2 separate regions of the Homo sapiens genome follow, and region 1 is linked to region 2. The links are chromatin loops, found by intact Hi-C in ENCODE. Cell type or tissue: B cell. All regions are shown on one strand. Links, peaks and the distances in the headings refer to the core of each region. The heading gives the core; the rest is flanking DNA. Region 1 holds the start of NAT8 (N-acetyltransferase 8 (putative)). Region 2 holds the start of LOC112268418 (a long non-coding RNA gene).

Region 1 (16,112 bases), core at 5,239-13,238, 58 kb before region 2:
ATATTAATAGGATCGAAACTCAGGCCTGTAATGCCTGATCTTCCAAAAATACCTAAATATTTATGGGCCTCTTCCTCAACTGATACAGGAAGAATTTAAAGTGTGTCACCTATTAACCTCCAAATAGACCACTCTAAACTTTTGCCTAAAGTACCCAATATCCACTAAAACTAGAAGCAATTCAAGGGCTCTTGCCAATTGTAAAAGATTTCATTAGACAGGGACTTATAATTCTATGCACCAGCCCTTATAACCCTCCAATCCTACTGGTTAAAATAAACCAAATGGATGAGGTTGAAGATTTGTTCAAGATTTATGGGCAGTTAACAAAATTGTAGTAGCAAGGTTTCCTATAGTTCCAAATCCTAATACTTCATTATCCAAGATACATGCTGATTCTTAAGTGGTTCACAATATTAGTTCTCTGCTCAGCCTTTTTTTACAATCCAGTTTATAAGGAGAGTCTATGCTTATTTGCCTTCACTTGGAAAAGTCAACAGTACCCCCAGATTGTGATGCTGCAAGGGTTTACCGAAGCCTCTTTGTGTTTTCCCAGGCATTGCATCAGGACTTAATGACATTATAGTTTCCTCAAAATTCTACTCTCATTCAGTACGTGGATGACTTACTGTATGCTCTCCCACTAAAGAGTACTCTGAAATGGACTCAGTTTACCTTTTACACAACTCACACATCAAGGTCACAAAGCTTCAGTAGAAAAACTTCAGTTTTCAAGGGGAAAAAGTCCATTATTTGGGACATTATTTGATGGTGTTTCCCTCTCACCTAAAAAGTTAAAAACTCTTCAAAATTTTCCTTGGCCTGCAACCAAAAGATAATTAAGAGGTTTTCTTGGACTTGCAGGATATTTTCTTGGACTTGCAGGATATTTTCTTGGACTTGCAGGATATTTTCTTGGACTTGCAGGATATATTCTTACACTTGCAGGATATAAAATTCCTGGGTTCTGAATTTTTCCTTAATAGCCTCACCGTTGTATGAGCTCACTAAAAAATGCTGTACCAGAGCCTTTACCTTGGGATGATAGTCATGAGCAAGCTTTTAGCTAAATAAAATTGGCCTTATAACAGCCTCCAGCTTTAGGACTTCCAAATTGCACTAAACTGTTTACCTAATTGGCTTATGAAAGTAATAATCAGGCATTTAGGAGTTCTTACCCAGGAACATGGGGAGAAACATAGGCCCATTGCATATTATAGCCTGCAATTAGACCCAGTAGCTAAGGTATATCCTAACTGTTTAAAAGCAGTAGCAGCAGCAACCAGGCTGAAAGAAGCTTCAGCTGATGTGGTTTTAGGAAATGAACTTAATATGGAAGTCCCACATGCTAAATTCCACCCAAACCCAGCATTTTTTAGTAAGTAGACTAACATCTTATGAAATGCTCTGTCTCCCTCTAATCTCTATCTAAAACACTGCAATTTACTTAACCATGCCCCTGTATTACTGCTGCCTGATGATGGTGAAGACCACAATTGCATAAGTGTAGCATCAGAAATAGTGGCCCCTCATGTTGATTTACAAGTTAGTCCATTGGACAATCCTGAGCTAATACTTTTGTTGATGGGTCCTATGCCAAAAGCTCAGAAGGAAAATATCAGCTAGGATATGCTGTTACCAAAATGAGTTAATAGAGAAGGGAATCCTTCCTCTATTAGTCAGCTCTATTAGTCTAAGCTCTATAAGTCAGCTTAACCCTCGAAGATTTTTGCCCTCACCCGAGCTTGTCATATAGCTAAAGACAAACCGGTAAGTGTTTAGACAGATAGTAGATACGCTTTAGGAGTAGTACATGATTTTGGCATGATAGGGAAACTCTAAGGGTTTCTCACTTCTAGTGGGATCACCATCAAAAAAGGACTCCAATTAGATAAACCACTAGATTGCTGTTATTGATCGAAGCTCATACCTGCAGAACTGAACCTGAATATCAAGGGAATGCTTAGCAGATATTTATGCTAAATCAGCTAGTACTGAAACTGTTCAGATATGCAACATGAACGAACTTCGTAAGATTAATCCAAGCCAACTACCTTACAATGACCTATTTAATAAAGAATGCAATGCACCTCATTTGGAAAAACAAAACTGGTATCTAAAAGGATATAAATTCAATGTTAAGTGCAAACTTGCAGAGGGCCTAGATGGCTGCCTGGTCTTTCCCGAGTCTTTGAAGCTTCCATTGTCAAAAGCTTTGAACTCCACAACTCATCATGGAACAGAAAAATTCATCCAAGTTGTGAAAAAATACTTGTGGGATGACTGTTCCAAAATTGCTAGAATATTTTTTTTTTTTTGAGATGGGGTCTCACTCTGTCACCCAGGGTGGAGTGCAGTCGTGCGATCGTGGCTCACTGCACCCTCCACCTTCCTGGTTCAAGTGATTCTCCTGCCTCAGTCTCCCGAGTAGCTGGGACTACAGGTATATGCCACCACGCCTGGCTAATTTTTTTTATTTTTAGTAGATATGGGGTTTCACCATGTTAGCCAGGATGGTCTCGATCTCCTGACCTCATGATCCACCTGCCTCGGCCTCCCAAAGTGCTGGGATTACAGGTATGAGCCACTGCACCCAGCCTGCTAGAATATTTTATAACCAATGTTGGCTAGTCAAACCCATAGTCCTGGAAAAACGAAAGATTCAGGTGGTGTATTGTATTTTCAACACCTAATGGACCATTTGAACAATTATACATGGACTTCATTCAGTTGCCACCTTCAATGTGGGTCTCAGTATGTTCTTGTAATAGTTTCCATGTTTTCTGGTTGGTTAGAGGCCTTCCTGTGTAGGAAAGCTGATGCTGTGACAGTAGCTAAGAAAATATTAGAAAATGTGTTTTCTTTATGGAGCATCCCTGGAAAAATCCCCAGCAATGGGGGAATTCATTTTATTAGGCAAGTTATAAAGCAGTTAAACAAGGTTTTATGGACACAATGGTACTACCATTATCCCTAGCACACTCAGTCTTCTGAAAAGGTTGAAAAAACAAATGACATATTAAAACTGAAATTGGCAAAGTTAACTGAATCAGTTGGGTTGCCTTGGCCAAAGGTACTATCATTGGATTTAATGGCAGTCAGATCCACTCACTAAAAAACAGAAGTGGACCCCTTATGAAATAGTCACTAGAAGGCCTATGCCCCAGTAGTAAAACCTCTTGCATCTTTCTCTCTCTGAAATTCTGATATAAGTAAGTACTGCAAGGCCATTATACCAAGTGTGCTTTCACCAGATAAAGGAAGCTTTTCAAGATCCACCAATTGAGGATAATCAAACCTTCCACAGTCTAGAACCTGGAGATTCTGTCTTCTGGAAATGACATCAGAGGAAGGCTGCTCTTGACAACTCTTTGGAAGGGACTGTGCCGAGTTCTTCTCAACACCTACACTGCAGTGAAGCTTCAGGGCCTTGAAACTTGGGTCCACACCTCACAACTCAAAAGGACCTCTTCAGACTCCTGGAACTGTACATCTGCTAGAGACTTTAAGGTAAAGCTGTCTAAGGAAAAATCTCCAGAGCAGATGACATTCTAGTTGTGGACAGCTTTCCCAAGATCACAGATGAAGACTTCTGTATCATCATGAAAGCCTTACATTTTTTTCTTTTCTCCTCATTTCCTGTTGCCCTAATTCTTTCTTTTTCCCTACAGAAAAATCCATGGGACCATAACCAGTGGATGCCTTTAGCTTGAGCATCTGCTGTAGCACAGAACCAGAGTTTGTGGATTATTGGGTTTGTTGTTTATTGCCAAAAAAATATAAGGAAACAATTCCACTAATGCCAGTGCCTCTCCATGTTCCCAATGAGAGTCACCCCAAAATTCCAAGGGAAGGATGGAAAGCTATCCTTGATATTCTGAACACCACTGCTACTTGCTTTCCTGCACTCACTAAAAAGAACACTTTAACTTTTCCTTTTTTTTTTTTTTTCTTTTTTTGAGACAGTCTCACTCTGTTGCCAAGGTTGGAGTGCAGTGGCCTGATCTTGGCTCACTGCAGCCTCCACCTCCCAGGTTCAAGGGATTCTCCTGCCTCAGCCACCCAAGTAGCTGGGACTACAGGCGTGCACCACCGCATCCAGCTGATTTTTGAATTTTTTGTAGAGACAGGGTTTTGCTATGCTGGCCAGGCTTGTCTTGAACCTCCTGGCCTCAAGTGATCTGCCAGCCTTGGTTTCCCAAAGTTCTGGGATTACAGGCGTGAGCCACCACACCCTGCCTTAACTGTTTCAATTAATAACCTGATCATTACCAAAGTATAGAAAACCAATCCAAGTGATGACTGCAAAAGATATATTGTGCTTTCAGGCATCATGTACTCAAGATTTGGGATTTACCTATGTGAGTACAAGTAATTGCTTGTATAATGTCACCAGATTAAATTCAACAGGGTCTCTTTTTACCAAATGTTTTATATACCCTTACAACATGCTATAAGAGGGGCACAAAAAGGTCAATTTCTCAATGGATTTTGTTCAGCAGCTATGCAGATTTATTAATGAACAAATCTAACTGAACCCTGCTCAAATGCAACTAGGTAGCCCTGTTTTTCAACTCCCAAGGACCTATTTTGGGTCTGTGGATAATCTGCATATTTCATTCTGCCTCTTCGTTGGCTCAGATCTTGCTATTTGGTCTGGCTCACTCCTGCCTTTCAAATAGTTTCACCTAAAAATTCTCCTAACAGCTCTTATGATTGGAGGCCAAAATAGTCAATAACTGAAATTAGCACTAGCTTTGAAATAGACAAAGATAAGCTAGTTTCCACTGAGGAAAGATTCCAGTGGGGTTCCTGGGGGCTCACTCTTGGTGGTAGTGGGATACTAGTTGTATGGAATCCAAAGCTAATCCATATGTGGGGTCTTGGATTTTATAGCCAATCAAACATCCCAGTGTTTCAGACAGGTAGACACTACTCTCCAAAAGGTAGATGTGGCCTGGTGCAATGGCTCATGCCTGTAATCCCAGCACTTTGGGAGGCCAAGGCAGGTGGATCGCCTGAGGTCAGGAGTTCGAGACCAGCCTGCCCACCATGGTGAAACCCTGTCTCTACTAAGTACAAAAAATTAGCCAGGCATGGTGGCACGTGCCTGTAGTCCCAGCTACTTGGGAGGCTGAGGCAGGAGAATTGCTTGAACCCAGGAGTCACAGGTTGCAGTGAGCTGAGATCACCCCACTGCACTCCAGCCTGGGTGACAGAGCAAGACCCTGTCTCAAGAAAAAAAAAAAAAAAAAAAAACAAGAGGTAGATGTTACAGTTAATGGAACATCATACAGCTTCATATCTCCTTTTTACTCAAGCTGGGGCCTGTGTTTGGTGTTGAACAAAATAGAATGCTGCAGTTATCTCTCTCCTGATTTTGTTACTACAGAAAGCTTAATGTAAAGGTGGCTGATACTGCTGTTTCCTTAGACACTGACACCAAATACAATAAAGAAGTCTCTCAAGAGGAAAACATGGTGTGTTTACAGGAGCAACTAACAGTTGGTTTGTAGGCATCCTAAATGGTGGATGGCAAGCTTGGGTTTCCCAAAGGTTTCTAGTCTTTATATGTCTTCTAGTAGGTGTCCAGGTTAGTATGGCTTGTGTTACCAGAGCAACAATGAAAATGGCTACATCTTTAAATCAGGCCACTTTACAGTGAACTATGATCCTTAATTGCTACCACATTTCAAACAAGAACTATGACCAATTAAACTTTACTGTTGTTGAACTGCCTATGTTGCCTGAACTTTGACTGGTTTAAGTTGGTTTCATTTATTTAATAAGAACACTTGTTAAGGAGTGCATCTTGGTATTTTGATATTATTCTCTTGATAGTCATAATAATAGTTCCCTAGTGTGCTGCATCCTCTCAAGTCTTAAATGTTTTGTATGCAGCCATACATTGAGAATTGAATGGTCTCACTTTGACTAGGTCAGCAAGAACATAGAGAATCATTCACCTAGTGTGAAGCTGTGACTTGTGAACTTCATAGTGACACCAGTAAAGACTTGTGAACTGGCTGGGCATGGTTGCTCACGCCTGTAATCCCACACTTTTAGAGGCCAAGGCGGGCGGATCATGAGGTCAGGAGATCAAGACCATCCTGGCTAACATGGTGAAACCCCGTCTCTACTAAAAATATACAGAAAAATTAGCTGAGCGTGGTGATGGGCACCTGTAGTCCCAGCTACTTGGGAGGCTGAGGCAGGAGAATGGCGTGAACCCAGGAGGCGGAGCTACAGTAAGCCAAGATCATGCCACTGCACTCCAGCCTGGTGACAAAGCGAGACTTTGACTCAGAAAAAAAAAAAAAAAAAAGACTTGTGAACTCCATACTGAGACTAAAAAGACTTGTGAATTCCATACTGAGCCAAATTACAATAGTGAGAGGGTGGCATCAATGCCTAAAGTTTCGGTCTATCTCTCTAAATTGAGAGTCTGACCAAAAGGGGGGAGTTGATAAATGAAACTCAAATCTGGCCTGAGGACGCCTTCACATTCCCATATTTGAGTTCTTAAGGGCGAACCGTAACGTAGTTAGTAGGTAGGCAGACTGAAAACTTAACTTAGGAGGATGCTTCTTTAGCAATAGCTGAGTCTCAGCCAATCCCACTGGCCATATTTCAACCACTCACAGGCAGCCAACTATTCGAATCATGCTCAGATAAGGTAAACACCAAGCTGTAAACAATCTGGCTGTTTCTGTACCTCACTTCCATTTTCTGTATGTCACTTTCCTTTTTCTGTCCACAAATTTGCTTTGACAGCACAGCATCCCTGGTGTCTGTCTGTATCTGCTGTGATTCTGAGGGCTGCCCGATTTGCAAATTATTCATTTTTCTTGCTCAGTTAAACTCTGTGAAATGTAATTTGTCTAATGGATTTCTTTTAACAGCACTTATAATTAAAATGGAAAGAGGGTGTAAATATTTAGAAAACTTGCAGCCTGGCCATGTGATAGACAAGGAGGAATCCAAGCAGCCTGCTGAGCAACTATTTGCTAGAGACATTAGCATATCTAAAAGGGAGCCAGGTGCTAATATTCAAGACAGTGGGAAAAGGCCTCAGAGGCATTTCAGAAGGCCTCTCCTATCACAGGCCCACAGGCCTAGGAGGACTGAATGGTTTCAGAGACCAGGCCCAGGGCACCATTGCTGTATGTCACCTCAGGATGCTACTTCCCACATCCTAGCTTCTCCAGCTCCAGCTTTGGCTCAAAGGGCCCCCGGTGCAGCTCAGACCACTTCTTTGGAGGGTACAAGCCCTAAGCCTTGGGAGCTTCCATATGGTTGTTTTTTTTTCTTTTTTTGAGACAATCTTGCCATGTCACCCAGTCTGGAATGTAACGGTGCGATCTTGACTCACTGCAACCTCTGACTCCAGGGTTCAAGCGATTCTGCTGCCTCAGTATCCCAAGTATCTGGGATTGCAGGCATGCACCATCATGCCCAGCTAATTTTGTATTTTTAGTAGAGATGGGGTTTCACAGTGTTGGTCAGGCTGGTCTGCAACTCCTGACCTCAGGTGATCCACGTGTGTCAGCCTCCCAGAGTACTGGAATTACATGTGTGAGCCACCATGCCCAGCCTTCCATATGGTTTTAGGTCTGCAGGCTTGCAGAACGCAAGAGTGAAGGAGGCTTGGGAGCTTCCACCTAGATTTCAGAGGATGTATCAAAAAGTCTGGGTGCCCTGACAGAAGCCTGCCACAGGGGCAGAAACCCACAGAGAACCTCTACAAGGACAGAGCCATGGGAAAACATAGGGTTGGAACCCCATACAGAGTCCCCACTGGGACATTGCCTAGTGGAGCTGTGGGAATGGGGCCAATGCCCTCCAGACAGCAGAAAGGTAGAGTCACCAGCAGCTTGCAACCTCAGCGTGGAAGACCCACAGGCATTCAATCCCAACCTGTGAGAGCAGCCATGTGGGCTGCACCCAGCAAAGCCATAGAGACAGGGCTGCTCAAGGCCTTGAAAGGCCACTCCACTCACCAGTATGGAGTTACGGAAGATGATTTTGGAAGTTTCAGATTTAGTGTTTGCCCTGCTGGGTTTCAGACATGTGTGGGGCCTCTTGCCTCTTTCTTTTGGCCAACTTCTCCCTTTTGGAATGGGAATGCCTACCCAATACCTGTAACACAATTATATCTTGGAAGTATGTAACTTGTTTTTGATATAACAGCCTCATAGGTGGAAGGAATTTGCCTTGAGGCTCAGATGAAACTATGGATTCTGGACTTCTGAGTTGATGCTGGAACAAGCTGAGACATTGGAGAACTATCAGGAAGGGATGGTTTCATTTTGCAATGTGAGATGACATGAGATTTGGGGGTAAGGGGCAGACCAATATAGTTTAGATGTTTGTTCTCTCCAAATCATATGTTGAAATATGACCCCCAATGTTAGAGGTGGGGCATAGTGGGAGGTGTTTCGCTCATAGGGGTGGATTCCTCATGAATGGGTTGGTGCTTTGTCCATGATAATGAATGAGTTCTGGCTCTATTAGTTCACATGTAAGCTGGTTGTTTGAAAGCACCTAGCATCTCTCTTGTGTGCTGTCTCGCCATGTGACACATCTGCTCCCCCTTCAGCTTCCAACATGAGTAAAAGATTCCTGAGGCCCTCACCAGAAGCAGATGCCTGCACTGTGCTTTTTGTACAGCCTGCAAAACCATGAACCAAATACACCTCTTTTCCTTATAAATTACCCAGTCTCAGGTATTCTGTTATGATCCCCTGGAAGAGTTATACTACTTCCAGGTCTAGCCCATGGTAAATCCCACACTCCCCTCTGAGGCCACCTTCTTCCCTCTGCAGAGACCCTGGAGTTAGAGTGGATTGGTTGTGTCTCTGGCCCCAATTCTTCTCCCGAGGCTGCATTCCACCCTTTTGCTATGTGACTTTGCAGCCCTTCTCACTGCAGAGACAGGTTCCTCTCCTTGAGTTTGGGGAAGATGCAACACATGCAGGGGTTTGAAAACACATTTGTTTGTTTCTGCTTTTGTTTTTGCTCCTCTGCAATTTCCTTGAAACCATGCCTGAGGTAGCCTGTGGGAAAACGAAACAGCACCATTGACCTAGTCTTTCAGCCAATCCCACTGCATTTGTACAATGCAGTCTGACACCAGAGGAACTGCCCAGCCAAGCTCAGGCAAAATTGCTGACTTCAGACTCATGAACTAAATAAATATTTGTTTCATTTGGTGGTTGTTCTTATGCAACATTATGCTGGCACTAGAAAAATGAAACAGATGGGAATCAAAAAGACTGAATGAAGCAGAAACCCAGAAGCTACCCCACAAGCAATCACATGGGACTCAGATGTGAATGGACAATAAGCTTTTATTGCATTGAAAGGTCATTGCAGTGAAAGGTTGGGGATTGCTTGCTGCTACAGCTGAATGGATTCTATTCTGACCAATACACACAGAAAGAGATCACAGACTCCCTACCTTAGAAGAAGGGAGGTGGTAGATGAAATGAACTGTATGAAGAGCCACTAGCCTGGCCCACACACAGAAGAAGGACTGGCCCGTCTTCTTGAAGCCCATGCTCTGGTAGAGGGCCATAGCAGAGAGCTGGATGGTGCCGGTGTCCAGGATAACTTCACTGTAGCCCTGGTCCCGGGCAAACTGGAGGACAGTCCTGACCAGGGCTTTTGCTATCCCCTGACGACGGTGCTCACTGTCCACAAAGAGATGAAACAGCTGCAACCGCTTCTCCCTCAAGGTGGGATCATCAACAGGCAGAGCTCCTACCATGCCCACCACCTTCTCTTCAGACTCAGCCACCCAGAAGCAGGAGCCACGCTCACTCAGGTAGGATTTGGTAATGTCAGACATGTCTGTGCACAATGTCATGTCCACATACTCCGTCCAGGGTTTTTTGGCAAGGAACCACAGGGCAGGGAAGAGGCTGATGCTGAACACGAGGGCTAGAAGCCAGGATCCAGAGACCAGGAGTAGGGCGAGGGGCCCCCCAAGTAAGAGTATGAGGGTTCGAGGCAGCTTCAGCAATTGCCGGAAGGTGGCTGGGGCATGCTCGGCCATCCCCCGGGAGAGCAAGCCCACAACCCACTGGCGGTCGCTCTCCTGGTATTTGCGGATGTGACAAGGAGCCATGGACAGACTTCTGTGTCTGAAATCTCTAAGTCCAGGAGACAGAGCTAGGCCTCCCTGCACGCCTTTACGTCAGACTGGGGAAGAGAGAGAAAATCATGTGAGTGCCTGCATGGCTCCCAGCCTTGCAGGAACAGGGAGACCTGCTCAAGGGTGTGTCTTTCCGCGTTTGCCCATGAGGAAGCAGGCCTCTGCCACTGGGAGAAGGTAGGGTCAGAAAGACCTGCATTGGAATCTGGTTCCATCCCTTTCTAGCTGTGTGACCTTAGGCATGTCACTTAACCTCTCTGAGCCTCCATTTCTTCAACTATAGAACAGGGGAGAAGAAAACCTGCCTTCTAGAGTTGTTTTGAAGATTGAATAAGATGCCTTCTATAAAGCCCTGGTAGATGAACTACCCACCGCTCTTCCTTTTTCTGTTTCCTTTTTCTGGCTCTCTCAGCTTCTCCGTGCATTGAGGGGGCACCTACCTCAGGCAGGCCACACGTGCAACCCTTTTGTCCTTCTCCAGGGACCATACATCGCAAAAATTCTCTGTCCAACACAAGTTTCAGGAAAGGCTCCCTCCAGCTTTATTGTAAGTTTTTAGGTTGCTGAAGTGGCATAAGAGCCAAGCATAAAAAACAGCCCAGCCTCCAGATCCCAAGGAAGGTGCATGCTCAGAGCACTGTCCTTCCACCCAGTCCCCTCACCTGTCACCACAAGAGCCTTGAGTGTCCAGGGAGCTTCAGCTCTCAGCCGCTCACTGGCATCCAGGAGATACCGTCTGGGGCTTGCTCACCCCTGGAAAGTAGACTGCCTGCCTTATTGCTTGGCTCCTGAATGTTTGGTAATCATCAACCCTAGGGTCAAAGAGCTGGGCTGTAACACAGCAGGGAGCCCAGTGTGCATTCCTCTTTGTGGTCAAAGGGAACGACCTGGAGGGGGAGACTCAGGGTCTGGAACCGCCTGGGTTCCTTGCCCTTCTGGAAGGCCTGCCACCTCTCTTGCCTGTTCAGGCCCCGTGCATCTCTCTGCCACCTGGCACACTTAGTACTCTCGGTCCCTGTCCACATATACGATCCACCCTGGTCCTTGTACACATATACGACGAGCCTGAGAACTGTACCATTCACCCTGCAATCAGTCACCATTGGCCAGAAGCCGAGTCCCCATGCTTGGCAACAAGGCCCTTCCCAGCTAGGCTTCTCCTCGCTGAGGTTTCCCTGGTCCACGAAGCATCTGTTGTTGGCAGTTCCTTGCACTCACCTCACCAACCCCCATCTCCACCCATTCATTGATTCAGTCAACAGTTGTGTGTCATGCACTTCCTGTGTCCTGGGGTCATTTCAGCCATGAGCAAGGTTGACATTCGGCTTGACAGGCATGGCTGTGTGTGGCTTGTGTGTGTTCTGGCTGTTGGTCAGAGGCTGTGCCACACCCGTTGTTAAATATTTTGCACTGCAGATGTTGGGGAGGCCCAAATTCATGCTCTTGTACCCGACGTGGAGCTGATCCCAAACACTGACACATGGGTGCTTGGAGATAGAGAAAGTTGTATTCGATTTGGCCAAAGCAAGAAGGCAGGAGAGCAAGATCTCTCAACTTCAGTTCAACAAAGAAGCAGCAGCAGAATGTTTTTATGCAGCTAGAGAGTGAGGAAGGGGGAGTTCAGGGGGATTGAGAGGAAAAGTCTGTGTTTCCTCAGTCTGAGATAACACCTTGTGCAACCAGGCTTCTCAGTGTCAGCAGCTGGTCACAGTGTCCTTCAAGGCATTCATTCATTCTGCAAACTTTTCCTGACCCTGAAGGAATGTCTTCCTGCTGAACAAAGAAACAGTACATGAGCAGTTTATCATTATGTTGTGGGAACAAGGAATATTGGACCAAAAGCAAGTGGTTAACATGTGCAAGCCAGCAACGGTCTGATCAGAATGTTCATTATTTCAGTCACTAAAACATGGTGTGGTGCTGAAATCTCAAGGGGCCCAATTACAAGGATGCAACATATACAAGATAGGCAAAAGCAAAACCTAACAGAAAAAGCCCTTTTCCACACCAACTTACATGCTATTGAAGGGAAACTTCCCTTCCAAAGATTAGCTAACCTATTGATGATCAGCCACGCTGGGCCCGTCATCTAGGTTAGGTAGTTTGGACTCTATTCCAAGAGCAAGGGGAGGACATTGATATGCACGGAGGGGAGGAGGTGTGTGTGTGTGTGTGTGTGCGCACGCAAGCATCACTCTGGCTGCAGGTGGACAATGGATCTGAGGAGGTAGGAATGGAAGCAGCTACCCCTCAAGGCTCATGCCACATCCAGGCAAGAGCGGGGCCTCCAGTACAGGGATGCAGGTGCTCACTGTACAAGAGCAGCTGGCCCAGAGGCTCTGGTGGGAGCTAAAACTGGGCCTCCCTCTGGTTGCCAAGCCATGAGCCATGGCACGAAACTGAGACTGGCCAAAGGAAAAGGCAACCTTTTCTTATTTGCTCAAAGGCGTTGCTTGCCTGCTAAACTCTGCATCCAGTGGGCTGCATGGCTTGAGGCTGTGCCTAGCTCTGGGTTCACAAAGAAGCCGCCTGGGTTAGCAGAGGCCCATGAGACAGCAGTGGCTTCACCAGAGGGAGGAAGTCAAGAAGGTGAGACATGAGCCGTATGGAGGTGCATTTGGGGCAGAAATGGCAGGAGTTGGAATGATTCACACAGGGAGGAGGATGAGGAAGGGCTCAGAGACGACAGCCAGGCTTCTGGTAGGGGCATTCAGGAAAACACTGGAGAGAGCCCAGATCTGGAAAAGTCAAGGCTTCCCCTAAAGGTGCTGCCCTGCAGCCTTCTTCAGCAGAAACCAGAAGCTGGGAGTCAGCAGCAGGAACCCAGGGCCAGCCAGTGGAGGCTGCTGAGATTCCAGATCTTTGGTACCCAACACCACCTCCGAGGAAAAGTCTAAGGAGCATCAAGTCTGGGCAGGAAGTCCATGGCTCATCTTTAGAGTGTTCTCGCAACATTTCAGTGTCAAGCAGGAGTTGGCCTAGGAATCAAAAGAGGTGAGCGGTGGCTCCAAAGCACCACTGAGTACTTCTAGTGTGAGTCTAACCAATATTCAGTCAGAAACCTGCCGGTCACGTGGAGGGGGAGAGGTTTGTGCTCCGTCCCTGTGTGCTGTCTCTCCCTCCATGCTCACCCGTGGCTGTGGCTTCCTCAAAACACAGCGACCTCACTTGACATTCAGGCGTCTCTTGCTCCCAGGATTTACTGTGACTTCTGCATTTTTGTAGCTTTCCTGATAAAAGCCTGGGCTTTCCTTGTCGGACCTGAAAGATTCATTTATTCATTCAACAAACAGTGGCCGAAGGCTTGTTATGTGCTGTGCCTGGACTTGGCATGAAGGCACCAGATGTCAGAAGCGAGGCTGCTGCCCAGGAGGACACACCTGATGGGGCTCTGGGACCAGGACGATGGTGGAGACATCACATCCGGAATAACTTTGTTAGGAAGGTGAACTTGACAGTTAGGACTTAGTTCTCCTTGAAGACGTCCTTCACATCCCTTGTGAGTTGGATTCCTAGGTATTTTATTCTCTTTGAAGCAATTGTGAATGGGAGTTCACTCATGATTTGGCTCTCTGTCTTTTATTGGTGTACTTGTGATTTTTGCACATTGATTTTGTATCCTGAGACTTTGCTGAATTTGCTTGTCAGCTTAACGAGATTTTTGGGCTGGGATGATGGAGTTTCTTTTGTGGGCATTTAGTGCTATAAATTTCCCTCTACACACTGCTTTAAATGTGTCCCAGAGATTCTGGTCTTTGTTCTCATTGGTTTCAAAGAACATCTTTATTTCTGCCTTCATTTCATTATGTACCCAGTAGTCATTCAGGAGCAGGTTCAGTTTCCATGTAGCTGAGTGGTTTTGAGTGAGTTTCTTAATCCTGAGTTCTAGTTTGACTGCAATGTGGTCTGAGAGACAGTTTGTTGTAATTTCTGTTCTTTTACATTTGCTGAGGAGTGCTTTACTTCCACCTATGTGGTCAATTTTGGAATAAGTGCGATGTGGTGCTGAGAAGAATGTATATTCTGTTGATTTGGGGTGGAGACTTCTGTAGATGTCTATTAGGTCTGCTTGGTGCAGAGCTGAGTTCAATTCCTGGATAGCCTTGTTAACTTTCTGTCTCGTTGATCTGTCTAAAGTTGACAGTGGGGTGTTAAAGTCTCCCATTATTATTGTGGTGGGAGTTTAAGTCTCTTTGTAGGTCTCTAAGGACTTGCTTTATGAATCTGGGTGCTCCTGTATTGGGTGCATATGTATTTAGGATAGTGAGCTCTTCTTGTTGAATTGATCCCTTTACCTTTATGTAATGGCCTTCTTTGTCTCTTTTGATCTTTGTTGGTTTAAAGTCTGTTTTATCAGAGACTAGGATTGCAACCCCTGCCTTTTTTTGTTTTCCATTTGCTTGGTAGATCTTCCTCCATCCCTTTGTTTTGAGCCTGTGTGTGTCTCTGCACGTGTAATGGGTCTCCTGATGGTCACACTGATGGGTCTTGACTCTTTATCCAATTTGCCAGTCTGTGTCTTTTAATTGGAGCATTCAGCCCATTTACATTTAAGGTTAATATTGTTATGTGTGAATTTGATCCTGTCATTATGATGTTAGCTGGTTATTTTGCTCATTAGTTGATGAAGTTTCTTCCTAGCATCGACGGTCTTTACAATTTGGCATGTTTTTGCAGTGGCTGGTACCGGTTGTTCCCTTCCAGGTTTAGTGCTTCCTTCAGGAGCTCTTGTAGGGCAGGCATGGTGGTGACAAAATCTCTCAGCATTTGCTTGTCTGTAAAGAATTTTATTTCTCCTTCACTTACGAAGCTTAGTTTGGCTGGATATGAAATTCTGGGTTGAAAATTCTTTTCTTTAAGAATGTTGAATACTGGCCCCCACTCTCTTCTGGATTGGAGTTTCTGCCAAGAGATCAGCTGTTAGTCTGATGGGCTTCCCTTTGTGGGTAACCCGACCTTTCTCTCTGGCTGCCCTTAACATTTTGTCCTTCATTTCAACTTTGGTGAATCTGACAATTATGTGTCTTGGAGTTGCTCTTCTCGAGGAGTATCTTTGTGGCGTTCTCTGTATTTCCTGAATTTGAATGTTGGCCTGCCTTGCTAGGTTGGGGAAGTTCTCCTGGATAATATCCTGCAGAGTATTTTCCAACTTGGTTCCATTCTCCTCATCACTTTCAGGTACACAAATTAGATGTAGATTTGGTCTTTTCACATAGTCTCATATTTCTTGGAGGCTTTGTTTGTTTCTTTTTACTCTTTTTTCTCTAAACTTCTCTTCTCGCTTCATTTCATTCATTTGATCTTCAATCACTGATACCCTTTCTTCCAGTTGATCGAATTGGCTACTGAGGCTTGTGCATTTATCACATAGTTCTCATGCCATGGTTTTCAGCTCCATCAGGTCATTTAAGGACTTCTCTACCCTGGTTATTCTAGTTAGCCATTCGTCTAATCTTTTTTCAAACTTTTTAGCTTCTTTGCGATGGGTTTGAACTTTCTGCTTTAGCTTCGAAAAGTTTGATTGTCTGAAGCCTTCTTGTCTCAACTCGTCAAAGTCATTCTCTGTCCAGCTTTGTTCCGTTGCTGGCAAGGAGGTGTGTTCCTTTGGAGCGGGAGAGGCGCTCTGATTGTTAGAATTTTTAGCTTTTCTGCTCTGGTTTCTCCCCATCTTTGTGGTTTTATCTACATTTGGTCTTTGATGATGGTGATGTACAGATGGGGTTTTGGTGTGGAGGTCCTTTCTGTTTGTTAGTTTTCCTTCTAACAGTCAGGACCCTCAGCTGCAGGTCTGTTGGAGTTTGCTGGAGCTCCACTCCAGACCCTGTTTGTCTGGGTATCAGCAGCGGAGGCTGCAGAACAGGGAATATTGCTGAACAGCAAATGTTGCTGCCTGATCATTCCTCTGGAAGCTTTGTCTCCGAGGGGTACCCAGCCGTGCGAGGTGTCAGTCTGCCCC
Region 2 (16,112 bases), core at 3,413-11,412:
ATAGAAGATTTAATTAAACAGGGACTTATAATTCTATGCACCAGCCGTTGTAACACTCCAATCCTACTGGTTAAAAAAAAAATGGATGAGGTTGAAGATTTATTCAAGATTTATGGGCAGTTAACAAAATTGTAGTAGCAAGGTTTCCTATAGTCCCAAATCCTAATACTTTATTATCCAGTATACATGCTGATTCTTAAGTGGTTCACAATATTAGATCTCTGCTCAGCCTCTTTTTGCAATCCAATTCGTAAAGAGAGTCAATGCTTATTTGCCTTCACTTGGAAAAATCAGCAGTACCCCTAGACTGTGATGCCGCAAGGGTTTACCGAAGCCCCTTCGTATTTTTCCCAGGCCTTGCATCAGGACTTAATGACATTATAGTTTCCTTAAAATTCTACTCTCATTCGGTACATAGATGACTTACTATATGCTCTCCCACTAAAGAGTGCTCTGAAATGGACTCAGTTTACCTTTTACAGCAACTCACACATCAAGGTCAGAAAGCTTCAATAGAAAAACTTCAGTTTTCAAGGGGAAAAAGTCCATTATTTGGGACATGACTTGAAGGGATTTCCCTCTCACCTAAAAAGTTAAAAACTATTCAAAATTTTCCTTGGCCTGCAACCAAAAGATAATTAAATAGTTTTCTTGGACTTGCAGGATATGTTTTTAGACTTGCAGGATATAAAATTCCTGGGTTCTGAATTTTTCCTTAATAGCCTCACCATTTCATGAGCTCCCTAAAAAATGCTGTACCAGAGCCTTTATCTTGGGATGATAGTTACGAGCAGGCTTTTAGCTAAATAAAATTGACCTTGTAACAGCCTCCAGCTTTAGGACTTCCAAATTGCACTAAACTGTTTACCTAATTGGCTCATGAAAGTAATAATCAGGCATTTAGGAGTTCTTACCCAGGAACATGGGGAGAAACATAGGCCCATTGCATATTATAGCCTGCAATTAGACCCAGTAGCTAAGGTATATCCTAACTATTTAAAAGCAGTAGCAGCAGCAACCAGGATGAAAGAAGCTTCAGCTGATCTGGTTTTAGGAAATGAATTTAATTTGGAAGTCCCACATGCTAAATTCCACCCAAACCCAGCATTTTTTAGTAAGTAGACTAACATGAAATACTCTGTCTCCTTCTAATCTCTCTCTAAAACACTGCAATTTACTTAACCATGCCACTGTATTACTGCTGCCTGATGATGGTGAAGACCACAATTGCATAAGTGTAGCATCAGAAATAGTGGCCCCTCATGTTAATTTACAAGTTAGTCCTTTGGACAATCCTGAGTTAATACTTTTGTTGATGGGTCCTATGCCAAAAGCTCAGAAGGAAAATATCAGCTAGGATATGCTGTTACCAAAATGAGTTAATAGAGAAGGGACCCCTTCCTCTATTAGTCAGCTCTATTAGTCTAAGCTCTATAAGTCAGCTTAACTCTTGAAGATTTTTGCCCTCACCCAAGCTTGTCGTATAGCTAAAGACAAATCAGTAAGTATTTAGACAGATAGTAGATACGCTTTAGGAGTAGTACATGATTTTGGCATGATAGGGAAACTCTAAGGGTTTCTCACTTCTAGTGGGATCACCATCAAAAATGGACTCCAGTTAGATAAACTCCTAGTTTGCTGTTAGTGATCGAAGCTCATACCTGCAGAACTGAACCTGAATATCAAGGGAATGCTTAGCAGATATTTATGCTAAATCAGCTAGTACTGAAACTGTTCAGATATGCAACCTGAATGAACTTCATAAGATTAATCCAATCCAACTACCTTACAATGACCTATTTAATAAACAGTGCAATGCACCTCATTTGGAAAAACAAAACTGGTATCTAAAAGGATATAAATTCAATGTTAAGTGCAGACTCACAGAGGGCCTAGATGGCTGTCTGGTCTTTCCTGAGTCTTTGAAGCTTCTATTTTCAAAAGCTCTGTACTCCACAACTCATCATGGAACAGAAAAATACGTCCAAATTGTGAAAAAATACTTGTGGGATGATTGTTCCAAAATTGCTAGAATATATATATATATATATATGTATATATATTTTGAGACGGAGTCTCACTCTGTCACCCAGGCTGGAGTGCAAGGGCGCGATCTCAACTCACTGCACACTCCACCTCCCTGGTTCAAGTGATTCTCCTGCATCAGCCTCCCGAGTAGCTGGGACTACAGGTGTGTGCCACCATGCCCGACTAATTTTTTTTTATTTTTAGTAGAGATGGGGTTTCACCATGTTAGCTAGGATAGTCTGGATATCCTGACCTTGTGATCCACCTGCCTCGGCCTCCCAATATGCTAGGCTTACAGGCATTATCCACTGCACCCAGCCTGCTAGAATATTTTATAACCAATGTTGGCTTGTCAAACCCATAGTCCTGGAAAAACAAAAGATTCAGGTGGTGTATTGTATTTTCACCACCTAATGGATCATTTGAACAATTATAGATAGACTTCATTCAGTTGCCACCTTCAATGGGGGTCTCAGTATGTTCTTGTAATAGTTTCCATGTTTTCTGGTTGGGTAGAGGCCTTCCTGTGTAGGAAAGCTGATGCTGTGACAGTAGCTAAGAAATTATTAGAAAATGTGTTTTCTTTATGGAGCATCCCTGGAAAAATCCCCAGCAATAGGGGAATTCATTTTATTAGGCAGGTTATAAAGCAGTTAAACAAGGTGTTATGGACACAATGGCACTACCATTGTCCCTATCGCCCTCAGTCTTCTGAAAAGGTTGAAAGAACAAATGGCATATTAAAACTGAAATTGGCAAAGTTAACTGAATCAGTTGGGTTGCCTTGGCCAAAGGTACTATCATTGGACTTAATGACAATCAGATCCACTCTCACTAAAAAACAGAAGTGGATCCCTTATGAAATAGTCACTAGAAGGCCTATGCCCCAATAGTGAAACCTCATGCATCTTTCTGTCTCCTAAATTCTGATATGAGTAAGTACTGCAAGGCCATTATACCAAAGTGTACTTTCACCAGATAAAGGAAGCTTTTCAAGATCCACCAACTGAGGATAATCAAACCTTCCACAGTCTAGAACCTGGAGATTGTGTCTTCTGGAAATGACATCAGAGAAAGGCTGCTCTTGACAACTCTTTGGAAGGGACCGTGCTGAGATCTTCTCAACACCTACACTGCAGTGAAGCTTCAGGGCCTTGAAACTTGGGTCCACACCTCACAACTCAGAAGGGCCTCTTCAGACTCCTGGAACTGTACACCTGCTGGAGACTTTAAGGTAAAGCTGTCTAAGGAAATATCTCTCCAGAGCAGCGGGCATTCTAGCTGTGGACAGCTTTCCCAAGATCACAGATCAAGACTTCTGTATCATCATGAAAGCCTTACATTTTTTCTTTTCTCCGCATTTCCTGTTGCCCTAATTCTTTCTTTTTCCCTACAGAAAAATCCATGGGACGATAATCAGTGGATGGCTTTAGCTTGAGCATATGCTCTAGCACAGAACCAGAGTTTGTGGCTTATTGGGTTTGTTTTTATTGCCAAAAAAATAAGGAAACAATTCCGCTAATGCCAATGCCTCTCCATGTTGCCAATGAGAGTCACCCCAAAATTCCAAGGGAAGGATAGAAAGCTATCCTTGATATTCTGAACACCATTGCTACTTGTTTTCCTGCACTCACTAAAAGCAACACTTTAACTTTTCCTTTTTTTTTTTTTTTCTGAGGCAGTCTCACTCTGTTGCCTAGGTTGGAGTGCAGTGGCCTTATCTTGGCTCACTACAGCCTCCACCTCCAAGGTTCAAGCAATTCTCCTGCCTCAGCCACCCAAGTAGCTGGGACTCTAGGCATGCACCACCGCATCCAGCTGATTTTTGAATTTTTAGTAGAGACTAGATTTTGCTATGTTGGCCAGGCTGGTCTCGAACCTCCTTGCCTCAAGTGATCCACCAGCCTCGGTCTCCCAAAGTTCTGGGATTACAGGCGTGAGCCACCATGCCTGGCCTTAACTGTTTCAATTAATAACCTGATCAATACCAAAATATAGAAAACCAGTCCAAGTGATGCCTGCAAAAGATATATTGTGCTTTCAGGCATCATGCACTCAAGTTACGGGAATTACCTATGTGAGTACAAGTAATTGCTTGTATAATATCACCAGATTAAATTCAACAGGGTCTCTTTTTACTAAATGTGTTATACACCCTTACAACATACTACAGGGCGAGCACAAAAAGGTCAATTTCCCAGTGGATTTTGTTCAGGAGCTGTGTAGGTTTATTAATGAACAAATCTAACTGACCCCTGCTCAAATGCAACTATGTGGCCCTGTTTTTCAACTCCCAAGGGCCTATACTGGGTCTGTGGATAATCTGCGCATTTCATTCTGCCTCCTCGTTGACTCAGACCTTGCTGTTTGGTCTGGCTCACTTCTGCCTTTCAAATAGTTTCACCTAAAAATTCTCCTAACAGCTCTTATGATTGGAGGCCAAAATAGACAATAACTGAAATTAGCACTAGCTTTGAAATAGACAAAGATAAGCTAGTTTCCACTGAGGAAAGATTCCAGTGGGGTTCCTGGGGACTCACTCTTGGTGGTGGTGGGATACTAGTTGTATGGAATCTGAAGCTAATCCATATTTGGGGTCTTGGATTTTATAGCCAATCAGACATCCCAATGTTCCAGACAGGTAGAAGCTACTCTCCAAAAGGTAGATGTGGCCTGGTGCAGTGGCTCATGCCTGTAATTCCAGCACTTTGGGAGGCTAAGGCAGGTGGATCACCTGAGGTCAAGAGTTCGAGACCAGCCTGCCCACCATGGTGAAACCCCATCTCTCCTAAGTACAAAAAATTAGCCAGGCATGGTGGCGTGTGCCTGTAGTCCCAGCTACTTGGGAGACTGAGGCAGGAGAATTGCTTGAACCCAGAAGACAGAGGTTGCAGTGAGCTGAGATCACCCCACTACACTCTAGCCTGGTTAACAGAGCGAGACCCTTTCTCACAAAAAAATAAATAAATAAATAAATAAATAAATAAATAAATAAATAAAATAAACGAGGTAGATGTTACAGTTAATGGAACATCATGCAGCTTCATATCTCCTTTTTACTCAAGCTGGGGCCTATGTTTGGTATTGAACAAAATGGAATGCTGCAATTTTCTCTCTACTGATTTTGTTACTACAGAAAGCTTAATGTAAAGGTGGCTGATACTGCTGTTTCCTTAGACACTGACACCAAATACAATAAAGAAGTCTCTCAAGAGGAAAACATGGTGTGTTTACAGGAGCAACTAACAGTTGGTTTGTAGGCATCCTAAATGGTGGATGGCAAGCTTGGGTTTCCCAAAGGTTTCTAGTCTTTATATGTCTTCTAGTAGGTGTCCAGGTTAGTATGGCCTGTGTTACCAGAGTAACAATGAAAATGGCTACGTCTTTAAATCAGGCCACTTTACAGTGAACTATGGTCCTTAATTGCTATCACATTTCAAACAAGAACTATGACCAATTAAACTTTACTATTGTTGAACTGCCTATGTTGCCTGAACTTTGACTGGTTTAAGTTGGTTTCATTTATTTCATAAGAACTCTTGTTAAGGGGTGCACCTTGGTATTTTGATATTATTCTCTTGATAGTCATAATAATAGTTCCCTGGTGTGCTGCATCCTCTCAAGTCATAAATGTTTTGTATGCAGCCATACATTGAGAATTGAATGGTCTCACTTCAACTAGGTCAGCAAGAACATAAAGAATCATTTACCTAGTGTGAAGTTGTGACTTGTGAACTTCATAGTGACACCAATAAAGACTTGTGAACTCCATACTGAGACTAAAAGGACTTGTGAATTCCATACTGAGCCAATTTACAATAGTGGGAGAGTGGCATCAATGCCTAAACTTTTGATCAATCTCTCTAAATTGAGAGTCTGACAAAGAGAGGGGAGTTGATAAATGAAACTCAAATCCGGCCTGAGGAAGCCTTCATATTGCCATGCTTGAGTTCTTAAGGGTGAACCGTAATGTAACTAGTAGGCAGGCAGACTGAAAACCTAACTTAGGAGGATGCTTCTTTAGCAATAGCTGAGTCTCAGCCAATCCCATTGGCCATACTTCAACCACTCACAGGCAGCCGACTGTTGGAATCATGCCCAGATAAGGCAAACACCAAGCTGTAACCAATCTGGCTGTTTCTGTACCTCACTTCCATTTTCTGTATGTCACTTTCCTTTTTCTGTCCACAAATTTGCTTTGACAACACAGCATCCCTGGTGTCTGTCTGTATCTGCTGTAATTCTGAGGGCTGCCCAACTTGCAAAATATTTATTTTTCTTGCTCAATTACTCTGTGAAATTTAATTTGTCTAATGGATTTCTTTTAACAGAACTTATAATTAAAATGGAGAGCGGGTGTAAATATTTATAAAACTTGCAGCCTGGCCATGTGGTAGACAAGGAGGAATCCAAGCAGCCTGCTGAGCAACTACTTGCTGGAGACATTAGCATGTCTAAAAGGGAGCCAGGTGCTAATATTCAAGACAGTGGGAAAAGGCCTCAGAGGCATTTCAGAAGGCCCCTCCTATCACAGGCCCACAGGCCTAGGAGGACTGAATGGTTTCAGAGACCAGGCCCAGGACACCATTGCCCTATGTCACCTCAGGATGCTACTTCCCACATCCCAGCTTCTCCAGCTCCAGCCTTGGCTCAAAGGGCCCCAGGTGAAGCGCAGACCACTGCTTTGGAGGGTACAAGCCCTAAGCCTTAGCAGCTTCCATATGTTTTTTTTTTTGTCTTTTTTTTTTGAGACAGAGTCTTGTCCTGTCAACCAGGCTGGAATGCAACAGCACGATCTCAGCTCACTGCAACCTCTGCCTCAAAGGTTCAAGTGATTCTCCTGCCTCAGTATCCCAAGTATCTGGGATTGCAGGCATGTGCCATCATGCCCAGCTAATTTTGTATTTTCAGTAGATACGGGGTTTCACAATGTTGGTCAGGCTGGTCTCCAACTCCTGACCTCAGGTGATCCACCTGCCTCAGCCTCCCAAAGTGCTGGAATTACATGTGTGAGCCACCATGCCCAGCCTTCCATATGGTTTTAGGTCTGCAGGCTTGCAGAATGCAAGAGTGAAGGAGGCTTGGGAGCTTCCACCTAAATTTCTGAAGATGTATCAAAAAGCCTGGGTGCCCAGGCAGAAGCCTGCACAGGGCGGAGACCCCACAGAGAACCTCTACTAGGGCAGAGCCATGGGAAAACATAGGGTTGGAACCCCCATACAGGGTCCTCACTGGGACATTGCCTAGTGGAGCTGTGGGAATGGGGCCAATGCCTTCCAGACACCAGAAAGGTAGAGTCGCCAGCAGCTTGCAACCTCAGCATGGAAGACCCACAGGCTCAATCCCAACCTGTGAGAGCAGCCATGTGGGCTGCACCCAGCAAAGCCATAGAGACAGGGCTGCTCAAGGCCTTGAAAGCCCACTCCTCTCACCAGTATGGAGTTAAGGAAGATGATTTTGGAAGTTTCAGATTTAGTGTTTGCCCTGCTGGGTTTCAGACATGTGTGGGGCCTGTTGCCTCTTTCTTTTGGCCAATTTCTCGCTTTTGGAATGGGAATGCCTACCCAATACCTGTAACACAGTTGTATCTTGGAAGTATGTAACTTGTTTTTGATATAACAGCCTCATGGGTGGAAGGCATTTGCCTTGAGGCTCAGATGAAACTATGGATTCTGGACTTTTGAGTTGATGCTGGAACAAGCTGAGACATTGGGAAACTATCAGGAAGGGATGGTTGCATTTTGCAATGTGAGATGACATGAGATTTTGGGGTAAGAGGCAGACTGATATAGTTTAGATGTTTGTTCTCTCCAAATCACATGTTGAAATATGACCCCCAATGTTAGAGGTAGGGCCTAGTGGGAGGTGTTTCGCTCATAGGGGTGGATTCCTCATGAATGGGTTGGTGCTCTGTCCATGGTAATGAATGAGTTCTGGCCCTGTTAGTTCACATGTAAGCTGGTTGTTTGAAAGCACCTAGCATCTTTCTTGTGTGCTGTCTCGCCGTGTGACACACCTGCTCCCCCTTCAGCTTCCACCATAAGTGAAAGATTCCTGAGGCCCTCACCAGAAGCAGATGCCTGCACTGTGCTTTTTGTACAGCCTGCAAAACCATGAACCAAATACACCTCTTTTCCTTATAAATTACCCAGTCTCAGGTATTCTGTTATGATCCCCTGGAAGAGTTATACTACTTCCAGGTCTAGACCATGGTAAATCCCACACTCCCCTCTGAGGCCACCTTCTTCCCTCTGCAGAGACCCTGTGGTTAGAGTGGATTGGTTGTGTCTCTGGCCCCAATTCTTCTCCCGAGGCTGCATTCCACCCTTTTGCTATGTGACTTTGCAGCCCTTCATGATCATTACAGAGGCAGGTTCCTCTCTCCTTGAATTTGGGGAAGATGCGACGCATGCAGGAGTTTGAAAACACGTTTGTTTGCTTCTGCTTTTGTTTTTGCTCCTCTGCAATTTCCTTGAAACCATGCCTGAGCTAGCCTGAGGGAAAATGAAAAAGCACCATTGAGCTAATCTTTCAGCCAATCCCACTGCATTTGCACAATGCAGTCTGAGACCAGAGGAACTGCCCAGCCAAGCTCAGGCAAAATTGCTGACTTCAGACTCATGAGCTAAATAAATATTGATTTCATTTTATGATTGTTCTTATGCAACATTATCCTGGCACTAGAAAAATGAAACAGATGGGAATCAAAAAGACTGAATGAAGCAGAAACCCAGAAGCTACCCCACAGGCAATCGCATGGGACTCAGATGTTAATGGACAATAAGCTTTTATTGCACAGAAAGGTCATTGCAGTCAGAGGTTGGGGATTGCTTGCTGCTACAGCCGAATGGATTCTATTCTGACCAATACAGAAGGAAAGAAATCATAGACGCCCTGCCTGAGCAGAAGGGAGGTGATAGATGAAATGAACTGTATGAAGATCCACCAGCCTGGCCCACACGTGGAAGAAGGACTGGCCCGTCTTCTTGAAGCCCAAGCTCTGGTAGAGGCCCATGGCAGAGAGCTGGATGTTGCTGGTGTCCAGGACAACTTCACTGTAGCCCTAGTCCCGGGCAAACTGGAGGACAGTCCTGACCAGGGCTTTTGCTATCCCCTGACCACGGTGCTCATTGTCCACAGAGAGATGAAACAGCTGCAACCGCTTCTCCCTCAAGGTGGGATCATCAACGGGCAGAGCTCCTACTGTGCCCACCACCTTCTCTTCAGATTCACCCACCCAGAAGCAGGAGCCACACTCACTCAGGTAGGATTTGGTGATGTCAGACATGTCTGTGCGCAATGCTATGTCTACATACCGCGTCCAGGGTTTTTTGGCAAGGAACCACAGGGCAGGAAGGAGGCTGAGGCTGAACACGAGGGCCAGAATCCAGGAGCCAGAGACCAGGAGTAGGGCAAGGGCCCCCCCAAGTAAGAGTATGAGGGTTCGAGGCAGCTTCAGTAATCGCCGGAAGGTGGCTGGGGCGTGTTCGGCCATCCCCCGGGAGAGCAAGCCCACGACCTACTTGCGGTCGCTCTCCTGGTATTTGCGGATGTGATAAGGAGCCATGGACAGACTTCTGTGTCTGAAGTCACTGAGTCCAGGAAACAGAGCTAGGCCTCCCTGCACGCCTTTACGCCAGGCCTGGGGAAGAGAGAGGAAACCACGTGAGTGCCTGCATGGCTCCCAGCCTTGCAGGAACAGGGAGACCTGCTTAAGGGTGTGTCTTTCCGCGTTTGCCCATGAGGAAGCAGGCCTCTGCCACTGGGAGAAGGTAGCATGAGAAAGACCTGCATTGGAATCTGGCTCCATGCCTTTCTAGCTGTGTGACCTTGGGCATGTCACTTAACCTCTCTGAGCCTCCACTTCTTCATCTATAGAACAGGGGAGAAGAAAACCTGCCTTCTAGAGTTGTTTCGAAGATTGAATAAAATACCTTCTATAAAGCCCTGATAGATGAACTACCCACCACTCTTCCCTCTGTTTCCTTTTTCTGGCTCTCTCAGCTTCTTGGTGCATTGAGAGAGTACCTACCTCAGGCAGGCCACATGCCCAACCCTTTGGTGCTTCTCCAGGGACCATACATCGCAGAAATCCTGTGACCAAGCACAAGTTTCAGGAAAGGCTCCCTCCAGCTTTATTGTAAGTTTTTAGGTTGCTGAGGTGGCATAAGTGCCAAGCATAAAAAACAGCCCAGCCTCCAGATCCCAAGGAAGGTGCATGCTCAGAGCACTGTCCTTCCACCCAGTCCCCTCACCTGTCACCACAAGAGCCTTGAGTGTCCAGGGAGCTTCAGCTGTCAGCCGCTCACTGGCATCCAGGAGATACCGTCTGGGGCTTGCTCACCCCTGGAAAGCAGGCTGCCTGCCTCATTGCTTGGCTCCTGAATGTTTGGTAATCATCAACCCTAGGGTCAAAGAGCTGGGCTGTAACACAGCAGGGAGCCCAGTGTGCATTCCCCTTTATAGTCAAAGGGAATGGCCTGGAGGGGGAAACTCAGGGTCTGGAACCGCCTGGGTTCCTTGCCCTTCTGGAAGGCCTGCCACCTCTCTTGCCTGTTCAGGCCCTGGGCATCTTTCTGCCACCTGGCACACTTGATACTCTCTGAGATCCACCTTGGTCCCTGTACACATATACCACGAGCCTGAGAACTGTGCCATTCACCCTGCACTCAGTCACCATTGGCCAGAAGCCGAGTCCCCACACTTGGCAACAAGGCCCTTCCCAGCTAGGCTTCTCCATGCTGAGGTTTCCCTGGTCCACAAAGCATCGATTGTTGGCAGTTCTTTGCACTCACCTCACCAACCCCCACCTCCACCCATTCATTGATTCAGTCAACAGGTGTGTGCGATGCACTTCCCATGTCTGGGGGTCATTTCAGCCATGAGCAAGGTTGACATTCGGCTGACAGGCATGGCTGTGTGTGGCTTGTGTGTGTTCTGGCTGTTGGTCAGAGGCTGTGCCACACCCGTTGTTAAATATTTTGCACTGCAGATGTTGGAGAGGCCCAAATTCAAGCTCTTGTACCCGACGTGGAGCTGATCCCAAACACTGACACATGGGTGCTTGGAGATAGAGAAAGTTGTATTCGATTTGGCCAAAGCAAGAAGGCAGGAGAGGAAGATCTCTCAACTTCAGTTCAACAAAGAAGCAGCAGCAGAATGTTTTTATGCAGCTAGAGAGTGAGGAAGGGGGAGTTCAGGGGGATTGAGAGGAAAAGTCTGTGTTTCCTCAGTCTGAGATAACACCTTGTGCAACCAGGCTTCTCAGTGTCAGCAGCTGGTCACAGTGTCCTTCAAGGCATTCATTCCTTCTGCAAACTTTTCCTGACCCTGAAGGAATGTCTTCCTGCTGAACAAAGAAACAGTGCATGAGCAGTTTATCATTATGTTGTGGGAACAAGGAATATTGGACCAAAAGCAAGTGGTTAACATGTGCAAGCCAGCAACGGTCTGATCAGAATGTTCATTATTTCAGTCACTAAAACATGGTATGGTGCTGAAATCTCAAGGGGCCCAATTACAAGGATGCAACATATACAAGATAGGCAAAAGCAAAACCTAACAGAAAAAGCCCTTTTCCACACCAACTTACATGCTATTGAAGGGAAACTTCCCTAAAAGATTAGCCAACCCATTGTTGATCAGCCACGCTGGGCCCGTCATCTAGGTTAGGTAGTTTGGACTCTATTCCAAGAGCAAGGGGAGGACATTGATATGCACAGAGGGGAGAAGGGGTGTGTGTGTGTGTGTGTGTGTGTGTGTGTGTGTGTGTGTGTGTGTGTGTGTGCGCGCTTCACTCTGGCTGCAGGTGGACAATGGATCTGAGGAGGTGGGAATGGAAGCAGCTACCCCTTAAGGCTAGTGCCGCATCCAGGCAACAGCAGGGCCCCCAGTGCAGGGATGCAGGTGCTCACTGTACAAGAGCAGCTGGCCCAGAGGGGCTGGTAGGAGCTAAAATCGGGCCTCCCGTTGCCAAGCCATGAGCCATGGCACGAAACTGAGACTGGCCAAAGGAAAAGGCAACCTTTTCTTATTTGCTCGAAGGCATTGCTTGCCTGCTAAACTCTGCATCCAGTGGACTGCATGGCTTGAGGCTGTGCCTAGCTCTGTGTTCACAAAGAAGCCGCCTGGGCTAGCAGAGGCCCATGAGACAGCAGTGGCTTCAACAGAGGGAGGAAGTCAAGAATGTGAGACATGAGCCACATGGAGGTGCACTTGGGGCAGAAATGGCAGGAGTTGGAATGATTCACACAGGGAGGAGGATGAGGAAGGGCTCAGAGATGACAGCCAGGCTTCTGGTAGGGGCATTCAGGAAAACACTGGAGAGAGCCCAGATCTGGAAAAGTCAAGGCTTCCCCTAAAGGTGCTGCCCTGCAGCCTTCCTCAGCAGAAACCAGAGGCTGGGAGTCAGCAGCAGGAACCCAGGGCCAGCCAGTGGAGGCTGCTGAGATTCCAGATCTTTGGTACCCAACACCACCTCCGAGGAAAAGTCTAAGGAGCATCAAGTCTGGGCAGGAAGTCCATGGCTTATCTTTAGAGTGTTCTCAGAACAGTTCAGTGTCAAGCAGGAGTTGGCCTAGGAATTACAAGAGGTGAGCAGCTGCTTCAAAGCACCACTGAGTACTTCTAGTGTGAGTCTGACCAATATTCAGAGTCAGAAACCTGCCGGTCACTTGGAGGGGGAGAGGTTTGTGCTCCGTCCCTGTGTGCTGTCTCTTCCTCCATGCTCACCCGTGGCTGTGGCTTCCTCAAAACACAGCGACCTCACTTGACATTCAGGCATCTCTTGCTCCCAGGATCTACTGTGACTTCTGCATTTTTGTAGCTTTCCTGATAAAAGCCTGGGCTTTCCTTGTCAGACCTGAAAGATTCATTTATTCATTCAACAAACAGTTCCCGAGGACCTGAGGTGTGCCGGGCCTGGACTTGGCATGAAGGCACCAGATGTTGGAAGCGAGGCTGCCGCCCAGGAGGACACACCTGATGGGGCTCTGGGAACAGGATGATGGTGGAGACATCACATCCGGAATAACTTTGTTAGGAGGGTTGAACTTGACAGTTAGGACTTTTATGTTGCACTTGTTGAAAAGCCACCTAAAATTGTCATAAGTAAGAGAGGTGATCTAATGGCCCATGAAACTGCCAACTCCAGGAAGACAGACAGGGTGACCTGAAAGTGGGTTTGACCTGTTGGTTTTTCTGCCATTCTGTGGGTGGCATCAGCTTCCTGCCAAGACTGGCACTGCATAGGATGTCGGGTGTTTGCCAGCCCAGTTGAAGCTGTCTGCTTCCTTGCTCACCAACAGCAGAAAGGTGGGGGCTATTCCCCACATTCCAGGTGACAGAGAAGGTTTACATGGGGACTCAGTCACACTTTCTGGGGACTGTACATTTCATAGCAGAATCCAGGTTATATTAAAGGAGTCCTGGCCGAAGGATGCCAGCACCCCATAGAGATGGAGAGCCCCAGGGAGCTCAAGGGCTGAGGGGCTGAGGGGCTGAGTGACAGTGAGCACTGCCCACAGAGGGGGTGCCCTGCAGTCAGGAGGGGTGGGAAACGGGTGCAGATCGGCAGCCAACAGAGGCCCACCCACATGAGCACAGGTGGAGTTGCTGGTGCGATGAAGAGTGTGCTGGTTGGGAGTGGAGGGCTGGGGGCCGGTAGCCGGTTTGGGAAACCCAAGCTGAGCGAAAGGTGTGCCAAGGCCTGTGGTGGTGCCTGTTAACAGAAAAATCAAACTGTTAGATGATCTGAAAGAGGTATCTTCTGAGCCAATATGAGTGACCACGGTCTGGGGATCTCAAGAGGTCCTGAAAACGTGTGCTGGGGCCGTCGTTTTCTACATTTGAGGGGACAGGAATTGGAGTAACATCATAAATTAATCCATGGAAGGTGTACATTGACTGGGCCTAACAAGGTGGGATATTGTGAAGCAGCAGGGGGCATTATAGATCACAGGTGGATTCAAAGATTTTCCGATTGGCAATTGGTTGAAAGAGTTCAGCTTTGTCTAAAGACCGTGAAGTTGGTACAAAAGAATGCTTCAGTTCAGAGAGAGGGGTCTGCCTCTGCCACGTGATGCTGTCCCAGAGTCAGGTAGGAAAGTCAGCCACAGTATCCTGGGTCAATTTAAACCCCACTGAAGGAGACTCTGTGGTTTCTAGGGTGTGTGTTAATTCTTGCCTTGCAAGGCCTTAAGTCTTGTTCATAATCTGTTACTGATTGTCACAGAGTCCATTCTGAATAATCTAATGATGCCTATTTTAACATTCATGCCAGTCAAGTGATTCTCCTGCCTCACCCTCCCAAGTAGCTGGGACTACAGGTACACGCCGCCATGCCCGGCTAATTTTTGTATTTTTAGTAGATACAGGGTTTCACCATGTTTGTTAGGCTGGTCTCGAACTCCTGACCTCGTGATCTGCCTGCCTCGGCCTCCTAAAGTGCTGGGATTACAGGCAGGAGTCAGCACGCCAGGCCCAGAGTTTTCTAAATGAGACTTGGTGTAGCCAGTGAGCTTCTGTTGCCTGCTGTGACATGGGTGCTATTGTTCCCATTAAAAACTCAGACCTCTGCCTCGGGAGACAGGGCTCAGCTGCAGCCTACTCAACTAAAACATGAAGCGCTGCTTCGTGGGCACCACAGCGGCTCCTTAAACTTGCAATGGTGTGCAAATTTGTGGGCTCACTTTCTACATCCGATCTTCAAAGGTGTCTGCGATCCCAGAAGGTTGGGAACTATTAAATTTGATCATTTCTGAAATGTCTTCCAGTTTAAAAGTCTTCAGTTCCAGTTCATTTTCAATTCCTGAATAAAGGGATGAGTCTTGGAGCTTCTGGAAGCTGGCCTGGAACTGAGCACTTACTGCAGACAGTGCCTGAAGTGCAAACCCAAAGGTGCGTAGATCTGGGCTGCATGTGAAAGCTTTCATATTCAGGTCTTACTTTGCGACAGTGAGGGGTGACCAGGGAAGCCTATATGAGGGGCGGGGGCAAACCAAGGCAGCCTGGGAGCTGCCTTAACCACCTCTCACCTCACTTCCTCAGAGATAAGGTTTTCTTGAAGGGAACGTGCAGATTTATACAAAATACTAACAAGCTGAGATTTTAATTTTTTAAGCAATAAGGAAAAACAGAACTTTTCACTCCAAAGACCCTGTGTTAGGCTCGGCAGAACTGGTGGCACATCTCAGGAGTCATGGGGCAATGCTCTCAGAAACAATGTTAGGGAAAAAAAAAAAAAAACGAAAAACAATGAAGAGGCTTAATTCTTCTTGTTAAAGGAAGAGGTATCCTCTGTCCCTTTTCTTAGAGCATTTTGTTTGGAAAACTTGTCATTTTAAATCCTTCCTCTGCCCCTTTGAGGGGCATGCAAAGCTTTTTGACAGCTAAATAAGCCTCTTGCCAGCTTTGCAACCCAGGACTGTGTTCCTGAAGGACCTGGGATCCCAATCTTTGAAACGTTATCATCAGAGCAGCCAGGTCCCTATCTCCCAGTCTCCATGGGAGGGCAGGAACCTAACTTTTGCCCTGTGTGATAAATCTACCTCCTATCATAAAGATAAGGGTTGTTTTTCCTTTGTATGAAGTCAAATAGCAGACGCAGGTTGTCGAGTGAATTGAGGTTGAATCTCTGTAAACTCGGTGTGACCAAAAGTGCTGTGCAGGCCCCCTGACCTGAGGACTAGGCATGGCTTCTCTTGAGAACGTGTGCAATGGTTTGGACCCACTGGCTAGATTAGCGGTGAGATTTCTGTCTGTCTTTGCAGCTTCTTAGCGGATCATTGCCCGTGATGCGCATCTCACTCTGGGTTAATCCTTTTTCAAGGATAAAAGTGTTTTTCTTTCTCTTCTTCCTCTGCAGAGAGGCTTGCTGGGATGGGAGAAGATTTTATTTGTAATTCCATTTCTCCACGACCAGAGGATGGGCTCTGGGGGTCAGGCAGCTGGGAAGGAGTTTAGAACCCATGCCTAGGCCTTCCCCAAGGCTCATGCACTCAGTTCCCTCAGTTCAGCAGTAGCAGAAACACTATCTGGAAGACCCCATACTGTCTGGAAAGAGGAACTCATTTTCTTTCATTGCT

The links. Peaks named below come from ENCODE experiments on the same cell type or tissue, not always from the same donor. Only the 100,000 strongest peaks of a DNase experiment are listed, where the experiment ranks them.
Region 1: it touches region 2 in a loop (17-fold over the local background); 7 of 110 quality-filtered maps call a loop at or near these places.

What each region holds. Positions count from the first base shown.
Region 1 is chr2:73,631,500-73,647,611 of GRCh38, forward strand. NAT8 (N-acetyltransferase 8 (putative)) reads right to left here and starts at 10,923. Exons shown (of 2, transcript NM_003960.4): 1 at 10,819-10,923; 2 at 9,224-10,203. The coding sequence starts at 10,129. The coding sequence ends at 9,446. It also overlaps the pseudogene ALMS1P1. In B cell, for the core only: no CTCF peak of the experiment used is centred there; no DNase peak of the experiment used is centred there; H3K27me3 peaks cover 252 bases.
Region 2 is chr2:73,691,711-73,707,822 of GRCh38, forward strand. LOC112268418 (a long non-coding RNA gene) reads left to right here and starts at 2,155. Exons shown (of 2, transcript XR_007087079.1): 1 at 2,155-2,191; 2 at 3,007-5,799. It also overlaps the pseudogene NAT8B. RefSeq lists a silencer at 10,532-10,826. In B cell, for the core only: no CTCF peak of the experiment used is centred there; no DNase peak of the experiment used is centred there; H3K27me3 peaks cover 1,370 bases.